Linked DNA regions of Homo sapiens: region 1 is linked to region 2. A link is an interaction called in ENCODE POLR2A ChIA-PET data of the cell type or tissue named here. Cell type or tissue: OCI-LY7. All regions are shown on one strand. Each heading gives the region's core, and the rest is flanking DNA. Links, peaks and the distances in the headings are about the cores only. Region 1 has its middle 28 kb from the start of CHP2. Region 2 overlaps PRKCB (protein kinase C beta).

Region 1 (4,395 bases), core at 302-4,301, 99 kb after region 2:
GATCTGTGAAGTCAGGATACTAGGAAACTTCCGGGATGATCTCTGCTGAAGTGGAGCACGTACAGAAAGAAATTATGCTTAATTTTGCCAACCCGTAGTCTGGTTCCAAGTCTAGTTCCTTCCCCAAGGGAGGGACTCCAGAACTTGCAAAAGCACCATTAGTCATTGCTTATCTGCACAGATCATGAGTATCTCATTCCAACACCATTTTGGTGAGTAACAGCTACTTCAGAGTTAGCCAATGGGAAAGAAGCAAGCCCTTCTACTGCAGCAACACCAACAAAAACCTGTCACTGCTCAGGCCAGACCCAGTGAGAAACATTCCCACCCACCCCAGGTGGCCCAGACCCTTCCCCACTAGTCAGCAGGCCTGTGGATTATTGTTTCCAGTGGATTCATATATGGAACATTTACACGTATTCCTGAATTACAATGCCTCTGAGCCTCCCACCTGCACCCCATTCCTACTTTCAAAAAGCAACCTCATATGCACTCACACACCAGTTTTCCACTGCAATCTAAAAACACAAAAATTGCCAAGTTCTTTCTCTCTCTGGCTTCAGATTGAGGTTCAGGAAGCCACATAAACTAGCCACAGCTGAGAGTGTCTCTTTTGAGGATGCCTATGCTGGTTTTGAGGTACCATCCCCTAGTGCCCACAAGGTGACCAGTTCTGGGGGTGCCCCAGGTGAGGTGGATTCTGCACAGGACCACCTTTTCCCCATCGCTCCATCACTGCAAATCTGCTCGCTTCCCCATCAATCACAAAATCTCTTATCCAAACAGTTCTGCAGACAGCATTGTTTATAAAAGCCAAACATTGGAAACAATGCAAGTATCCTTCAACGGGAGAATGAGTTTTTTTAATTGTCATTTATTCACACAATGGAATACCATAGAACAGTGAAAGTGCACAAACACTCCACACAATGACATGCATGAACTTCACAGATATAAAGTTAAGTGAAAGAAAACACTCATTTAAAAGTATTTTTGTTTTTTGTTCTTGCGATAGTTTACTGAGAATGATGATTTCCAGTTTCATCCATGTCCCTACAAAGGACATGAACTCATCATTTTTTATGGCTGCAAGAACAAAAAACCAAACACCGCATATTCTCACTCATAGGTGGGAATTGAACAGTGAGATCACAGGGACACAGGAAGGGGAACATCACACTCTGGGGACTATTGTGGGGTAGGGGGAGCGGGGAGGGATAGCATTGGGAGATAAACCTAATGCTAGATGATGAGTTAGTGGGTGCAGCGCACCAGCATGGCACATGTATACATATGTAACTAACCTGCACAATGTGCACATGTACCCTAAAACTTAAAGTATAATAAAAAATAAAATTAAATTTTTAAAAAAAAGTATTTTTGTTTGTTTGGCTTTGGAGATTTGGGTTTGTTTTTGTTGTTGTTGTTTTGTTTTATTTTGTTTTTTTTGAGACAGAGTCTTGCTCTGCTGCCCAGGCTGGAGTATAGTGGCACGATCATAGCTCACTGCAGTCTCTACCTCCTATGCTCAAGTGATCCTCCTGCCTCAGCCTCCCAAGTAGCTGGGACCACAGGTGTGTGCTACCACCCCTGGCTAACTTTTTAAATTTTTTGTAGAGACAGAGTCTCATGATGTTGCCCAGGCTGCTCTCAAACTCCTGGACTCAAGCAATCCTCCCACCTCAGCCTCCCAAAGTGTTGGGATTACAGGCGCGAGCCACCATGCACTGCCTGCTCAACACATATTTCACTAGTAGACGTGAGTTTGCAAGTCTAAAGAAGGGATGATTTGCTCTGTGCCTAATCCACCAAGAGTGATGAGAACAGAGCCCTGAGGAATACCAGCATTTAGGGGAGAAACAGATAAGAGAAAGCCTCCAAGGAAATGAGAAAGAGCAGCCAGGGAATGGTGCTCAGGAAGCCTAGAAGGAGTCAAGTCTCAAAAACAGTTTGGCCAGCTTAGGCGACAGAGCGAGATTCTGTCTCAAAAAAAAAAAAAAAAAAATACAGTTTGGCTTTGGTCAGGGGCGGTGGCTCACGCCTATAATCCCAGCATTTTGGGAGGCCGAGGCAGCCAGATCACTTGAGGTCAGGAGTTCAAGACCAACCTTGCCAACGTGGTGAAACCCCATCTCCACTAAAAAATACAAATATATATATATATATATATATATATATAAAATCCAGATGTGATGGTGCACACCTATAGTCCCAGCTACTCGGGAGGCTGAGGCAGGAGAATCGCTTCTACCTGGGAGGCAGAGGCTTCAGTGAGCTGAGATTGCACCACTGCACTCCAGCCTGGGCAACAGAGTGAAACTCCATCTCAAAAAAAAAAAAAAAAAAAGCTAGTTTGGCCAATGTCAAAATGCAGCAAAGTCATATAAGATGCAGATCGATTGAATCAGCCCAATTCCCAGAGATGTGATTTTCTTAATCCACCATATTCTATAAATTATGCATATGAGCACTAAAACCCCATTAGTCCAAATTGAATTTTGCAAAATAGTTCTGGAAACAGGAAAGCAAAACTACTATCAGTGGTTATTTCTGGGGACTGAGATGAGTTGAGCGAAGGAGGGACTCTCACCTTTTTACTTCATGTACTTCTGAATTACTTTAATTTTTACAAGGAGCGTGAATGTATTTGAAAATTTCAAATGAAGCAAATAAATGAAAATAGCTCAGTGTTAACCAATACTAGCATAATAACATTGGGAGAAGGGAAAAGTGGTTTTTGTCGATGGAAGGGGAAAGAAAATCTATGGCGGGGGGGTGTTGATGACAGATGGGGGAATTTGGCAGGCAAGGACTGGGGATGGATGTACTGACAATGTGAGAAGTGAGAGCGTGGTAGGAGATGCTGTGGTCCAGTAATTGTGTAGGTGGGTGAAAATACAATAGCAGGAGCAGTTCCCGGTTAGAAGGTTTAAGAGGCTCCTCCAGTGACCAATGGTCAGGTAAAGATGGGCAGGAAAAACCCAGCGAAGGGAGGGGGGTGATATTTGGGGTCTCACTGGCCCCAGGCTAGGGAGGCACTTTTGTTGTCAACTCACTTGGGGCTGCCTTCCCCAAGAATCAGTTGGGTCACCAGTGGTCTTAGCTACTCAGGAGGCTGAGGTGGGAGGATTGTTTGAGCCCGGAAGTTCAAGACCAGCCTGGGCAACATACTGAGACCTCCATCTCTAAATAAATAGATAACCTTAAAAAAAAAAAAAAAAAGAGTCAGTGGGGAACAAAGAGGAAACTCCCCCCCATCTACCCACCCATACCCCCAAGGCAAGACACAGAGGGCCAGAGCAGAAAACAGAGTTGGGGCCAGGCATGGTGGCTCACGCCTGTAATCCCTGCACTTTGGAGGGCCAAGACGGGCAGATTCACCTGAGCTCAGGAGTTCAAGACCAGCCTGGACAACATGGCAAAACCCCATCTCTACTAAAAAATTAGTCAGGCATGGTGGTGTGCACCTGTAGTCCCAGCTATTTAGGAGGGTGAGGCAGGAGAATTGCTTGAGCCCAGGAGGCAGAGATTGCAGTGAGCCAAGATTATGCCACTGCACTCCAGCCTGGATGGCAGAGGAAGACCCTGTCTCAAAAAAAAGAAAAAAAGAAAAGACAAAGAAAACAGAGTTGGGATGAACATAACAGCACAGAGTTAATGTAGTCAGACTGGGTTGCAATTTATTTAACATCAGAAATCTACAAAGTGCCCTTTTCATCATGTCCTAACAAGCATTGATTGTGTCTTTTGTTTGTTTTTTAGTCTTTGCTAATCTGATTGGCGAAAAGGGCTTTATTGTGACACAGGGGATGTTCTATCTAAATTGCTTGCTTACTCAAACCTTTGAGGGTGACACAGTGATTTTCATCTTTCCAGTCCCAGCATGTCACTTGACCTAGAATTAATGGATAAAAGTGCCATAGCATGGCTGTTTTTATTTGTATAAAAATGTTACAAAGAAAGAGTTGGCTGGGCAGGCATGGTGGTTCATGCCTGCAAACCCACCCTTTGGGAGGCTGAGGCAGGAGGATCACTTGAGCCCAGGAGTTCAAAACCAGCCTGGGCAACATAGTAAGACCTCGTATCTAGAAATAATTTTTTAAATTAGCCTGTATGGTGGCTTGCACCTGTAGTTCCACCTACTTGGGAGGCTGAGGTGAAAGGCTCACCTGAACCCAGGAGGTCAAGGATTCAGTGAGCCATGTTCGTGCCACTGCACTCCAGCCTAGGTGACAGAGGGAGACTCTGTCTCAAAAAAAAAAAAAAAAAAGAGTCAAGCATTTTCCTCAACAGTTTAAGCACAAGGAAAGCTTGGTACTTTGTGGCTTACAATAATGTCAATCCAGGGATGAGATAATTGGTGGCTGGCTCTTGTCATCACGAAAGGTTTACTCA
Region 2 (4,395 bases), core at 214-4,213:
GGCAAAGAGAATGTTCACAATTTTTAATGAAGTGATATTTGCAAAGAGAGGCAGAAAACGAGAGCTAAGGGAAGGTAACTTGGGGTTGATCTGCTTTGGAAAGGAAAATATAAATATATGACAAATGTTAGTTCCTATGTCCCCATGTATATGATGTGGGGAAATCTCCAGGACTTTTGCTTACATTGAAAATGTCTTCATCATTGGGGGTGGATGCAGTGCTTTGAGCACAACACGGGTGCCAGAGTCAAATTAGGGTTCAAGTCCTAATTCTATAAGCTTGCATAAGAACTTATACTCTCTGAGACTCTCTTTCCTCATCTATAACTGTGCTACCAATATGGTAACCACTAGCCATATGTGGCTACTGAGTACTTGAAGTGTGGTTGAATTGAGATGTGCTGTACGTGTAAAATACATATCAAATGTTGAAGACTTGCTATGCGGGGAAGTAAAATATCTCATTAATAATTTTATATTGATTACATGTTGATATGGGAATATTTGGAATATGCTGAGTTAAAGAAAACATTCTCACAGTTCATTTCACCTGTTTCCTTTGACCATTTTAATGTGATTGCTAAGAACATTTTAAATTACATACACAGCTCAGGTTTATGGCTCATGTTATATTTCTACTGGACAACACAGATCTACAAAATGTGGTTATGGGATTGCTACGAAGTTCAAAGACGTCATATGTAAAGTGTACCAGGTGCCCAGCTGTGCATTTGCTTCCCTCTTCCAATTCATATCCCATTTACCAGTAAGTCCTTTTACCTCCCAAATCTGCCTGTGTCTCTCCCTCTGCACTGCTGCCCGTGCAGACAAAGACACCATCTCTCACCTAGAAATCTGCAATTGACTCCTGACTCATCCTCCCACTTCTGCTCCAGTCCCCAACAATCCATTCTCTACTTGGCAGCCAATGGAAGGTGTGTTAAATACAAATCTGATCCTTTGCATCTCGCCTACCTAAAACTCTCCAGTGGCTTCCCACTGCACTTAGCACAGAGGCTCATCCTGTGGGGCCCCTTATGATCTGGCCCCACACCCACCACGCCCCAGCAACAAGGATCACGCCTAGCCACTTTCCTCCTCAAGACCTTTCCATTGCTCATCCCAGGGCCCAGAATGGTATTTTCCCAAATTCTGTGTGGCTAGCTCCTCCCCACCTTGTAGTTCTCAGGTCACCTGTCACCCAGTTAGGAAGGCCTTTCTGATCTAAAGTAGCCACTCACCACATCACTCTGTTGTCAAATCCTGATTCAGTATCATGACATTTATCGCCAGTGGATCTCATCCTGTTTTTTTCAATTTGCTTACCTGTGTATTGTCTGGCTTCTTGCTGAATATCAGCTCCATGGAGGGTGGGGACCTATGTAAGCCACGCTATGCCCCCAGCCTTGTTCAGTGACTGGAACAAAGCTGGTCCTCAATAAATGCCAGTTTAATGAATAGATGTTTCCACTGGAGCTGTGGTGCAGTTAGAAGCCAAATCCCCAGAAAAATCTTCCCGAGACAGTTTCTACCATCAGCAATTCCACTTCAGGATCTATATCCAAAAGAATTGGAAGTGGAGTCTCAGCCAGGTGCAGTAGTTCACACCTGTAATCTCAGCACTTTGGGAGGCTGAGGTAGGAGGATTGCTTGGGCCAAGGAGTTTGAGACAAGCCTGGCCAACATAGGGAGACCCCATCTCTACAAAAAAAAAAAAAAAAAAGATATTTGTATACCCATGTTCACAACAGCATTATTCACAATAGCCAAGAGGTGAAAGCAACTCAAATGTCCATTGACCGATTAATATATAAGCAAAATGTTGCCTATTCATACAATGGAATATTAATCAACCTTAAAGAGGAAGAAAATTCTGACATATGCTACAACATGAATGAACTCTGAGGGCATTACACTAAGTGAAATAAACCAGTCATCCCAGGAGCAATGGCTCACGCCTTCACTTTGGGAGGCTCATCCCTTCACCTTGAGAGGCTGAGGTGGGAGGATCACTTGAGGCCAGGAGTTTGAGACCAGCCTGGGCAACATAGCAAGAACCTTGTCTCTATTAAAAATCAAGAAAAAAAATTAACTGGGCATGGTAGTGTGCACCTGTAATCCCAGCTACTCAGGAGGCTGAGATGGGAGGATCTCTTGAGGCCAGGAGTTTGAGACAACCCTGGGCAACATAGCAAGACCTTGTCTCTATTAAAAATCAAGAAAAAAATTAACCGGGCATGGTAGTGTGTGCCTGAAGTCCCAGTTACTCAGGAGGCTGAGATGGGAGGATCCCTTGAGCACAGGAGGTCAAGGCTGCCATGAGCTGTGATTGCCCCACTGCACTCCAGCCTGGCCTGCGAGAAACAGGGAGACCCTGTCAAAAAAAAAAAAAAAGGAAAGAAAGAAAGGAAAGGAAGAAGGAAGGAAGGAAGGAAGGAAGGAAGGAAGGAAGAAAGAAAGAAAGAAAGAAAGAAAGAAAGAAAGAAAGAAAGAAAGAAAGAAAGAAAGGAAAAGAAAAAAAGGAAGAAACCAGCCATGAAAAGACAAATACTGCAAGAGTCCACTTACATGAGGCATCTAAAATAGCCAAACTCATAGAAACAGGAAGCAGAATGGTGGTTACCAGAGGCTCGGTGGGGAGGAAGAAATGGGAAGTTATTGCCAGTGGGTATAGAGTTTCAGTTTTACGAGATGAAAAGTCCTAACTGTTGCACAACAATGTAAATGTACTTAAAATGATACTGTACACTTAAAAAAATAGTTAAGATGGTAAATTTTATGTTATGTGTTTTTTACCATGATTTTAAAATTTTGTAATTATTTTTTAAAAATCAAGTTTTCACTTATCCCAAGGAATAGAATGGAAAACTGTGGCTAAATAGTCTAAAAGGAATAAAATATTTTTTTAAAAAACGGGAATGGGCCAGGGTGCAGTGGCTCACGCCTGTAATCCCAGCACTTTGGGAGGCCAAGGTGAGTGGATCACTTGAGGCTAGGAGTTCAAGACCAGCCTGGGCAACATGATGAAACCCCGTCTCTCCTAAAAATACAAAATTAGCTGGGTGTGGTGGTGAGTGCCTGTAATCCCAACTACTTGGGAGGCTGAGGCGGGAGAATTGCTTGAACCTGGGAGGCAAATGTAGCAGTGAACCAAGACCGCGCCACCGCACTTCAGCCTGGGCAACAGAGCGAGACTCTGTCTCAAAAAAAAAAAAAAAAACTGGGAAAAGAGAGAAAAGGAGTCAACACAGGGCCCTGTCAATGCTCTGCCCATTCTTTGTCTTTCATCTTGGGAAGATGGACACAGAGACTCATGGGCCTGGGCCCCCAGGAGCATCACAGAGTGAAGAGGAGAGGCAAACATTCCCTTTAACCTCACTGCTGAAAACTTCTAGAAGTCTGCTCTCAGGACATAATTAGGAATGCCAGCAAAAGGTGTTTCATCAGAGCACTGCTTGTAACAGTGAGAAATGGAAAATACCCCCATGACCATCCGGAGGGCACCTGTTAAAGATCGTCAAGCCAAGCAGTGGAGACTACAGAACCATACAAAAAAAAAGATCGTAAAATGTGAATTGAAAAGCAGATAGTCTCTTATGTCATCTTGACCCCATTTGTGTGTGTTTGAGGAGACAGAGACAGAGAGACATGGGTAGATAGCAAGGTATTAACATTTCTGCTTGATAAGATTATTTTCTTTCTCTGCATCTTGTTGTAATGTTCTATAATGAAGATGTATTGCTTCTGAAATAAGAAAAAAAAATGTTTTAGCGAAGAAAATATGGCAGGAAAAAATATTCAGAAGGAAACCCTAGGGGATCCCAGAGAAAATTCTAGTACCCTACTTCATTTTCTAAGAGTAAAATTATAGCACAGAAAGAACCCCCAGTAACAAATAGAAAATACAAAGCTTGAGTTATATAATTCAGAAAGGCCTGCAGAGGCTGTCAGACACCCACAGAGACCCAAACAGACCTTTTGGAGCTCAAACCAGGGCAGAGAAAATACACAAAAACTAATAGAACCCATCCCGGGATTAAAAATTAAACGTGCAGAATCACAGAGACAAAGGCATATGTGAGAAGGAGGGGGAGAAGGAGGCAGGAAGCAATGTTCACTCCTCTTTCAGGTGCTAGTGTGGGCCTTGTGTGTGTGGTGGGGGGATTCTCAAAGCTCATTTTCCCCACTGTTCTAGGGAGCCCCTATAATTAAGCTAATACTAGGAGGAAAGAGCCCTTCTATTTAGCTGTCATCTGTGTGAGCACAAGAGGTGAGTCAGGCATCTCCTGCAGCAGAATGGAAAAGACCCAGGAGCCTGCCAGCTGACCTAGCTTCTACCATGCTGCCTGGCTTAGGGGTGGGGATTCGATTCCCCCAGAGTACTACTGAGTCTAA

The links. Peaks named below come from ENCODE experiments on the same cell type or tissue, not always from the same donor. Only the 100,000 strongest peaks of a DNase experiment are listed, where the experiment ranks them.
Region 1: POLR2A ChIA-PET joins it to region 2 with 5 read pairs; 4 of 35 experiments call an interaction of 5 or more read pairs at or near these places.

What each region holds. Positions count from the first base shown.
Region 1 is chr16:23,780,779-23,785,173 of GRCh38, reverse strand. No RefSeq gene overlaps it. Among named protein-coding and RNA genes, the nearest start is that of CHP2, 28 kb to the right of the region's middle. In OCI-LY7, for the core only: no CTCF peak of the experiment used is centred there; no DNase peak of the experiment used is centred there.
Region 2 is chr16:23,880,079-23,884,473 of GRCh38, reverse strand. All of the region lies in intron 2 of PRKCB (protein kinase C beta), which reads right to left. Among named protein-coding and RNA genes, the nearest start is that of PRKCB, 46 kb to the right of the region's middle. RefSeq lists an enhancer at 2,553-2,682. In OCI-LY7, for the core only: no CTCF peak of the experiment used is centred there; a DNase peak (open chromatin) is centred at 2,633; H3K4me3 peaks cover 556 bases; H3K27ac peaks cover 1,802 bases.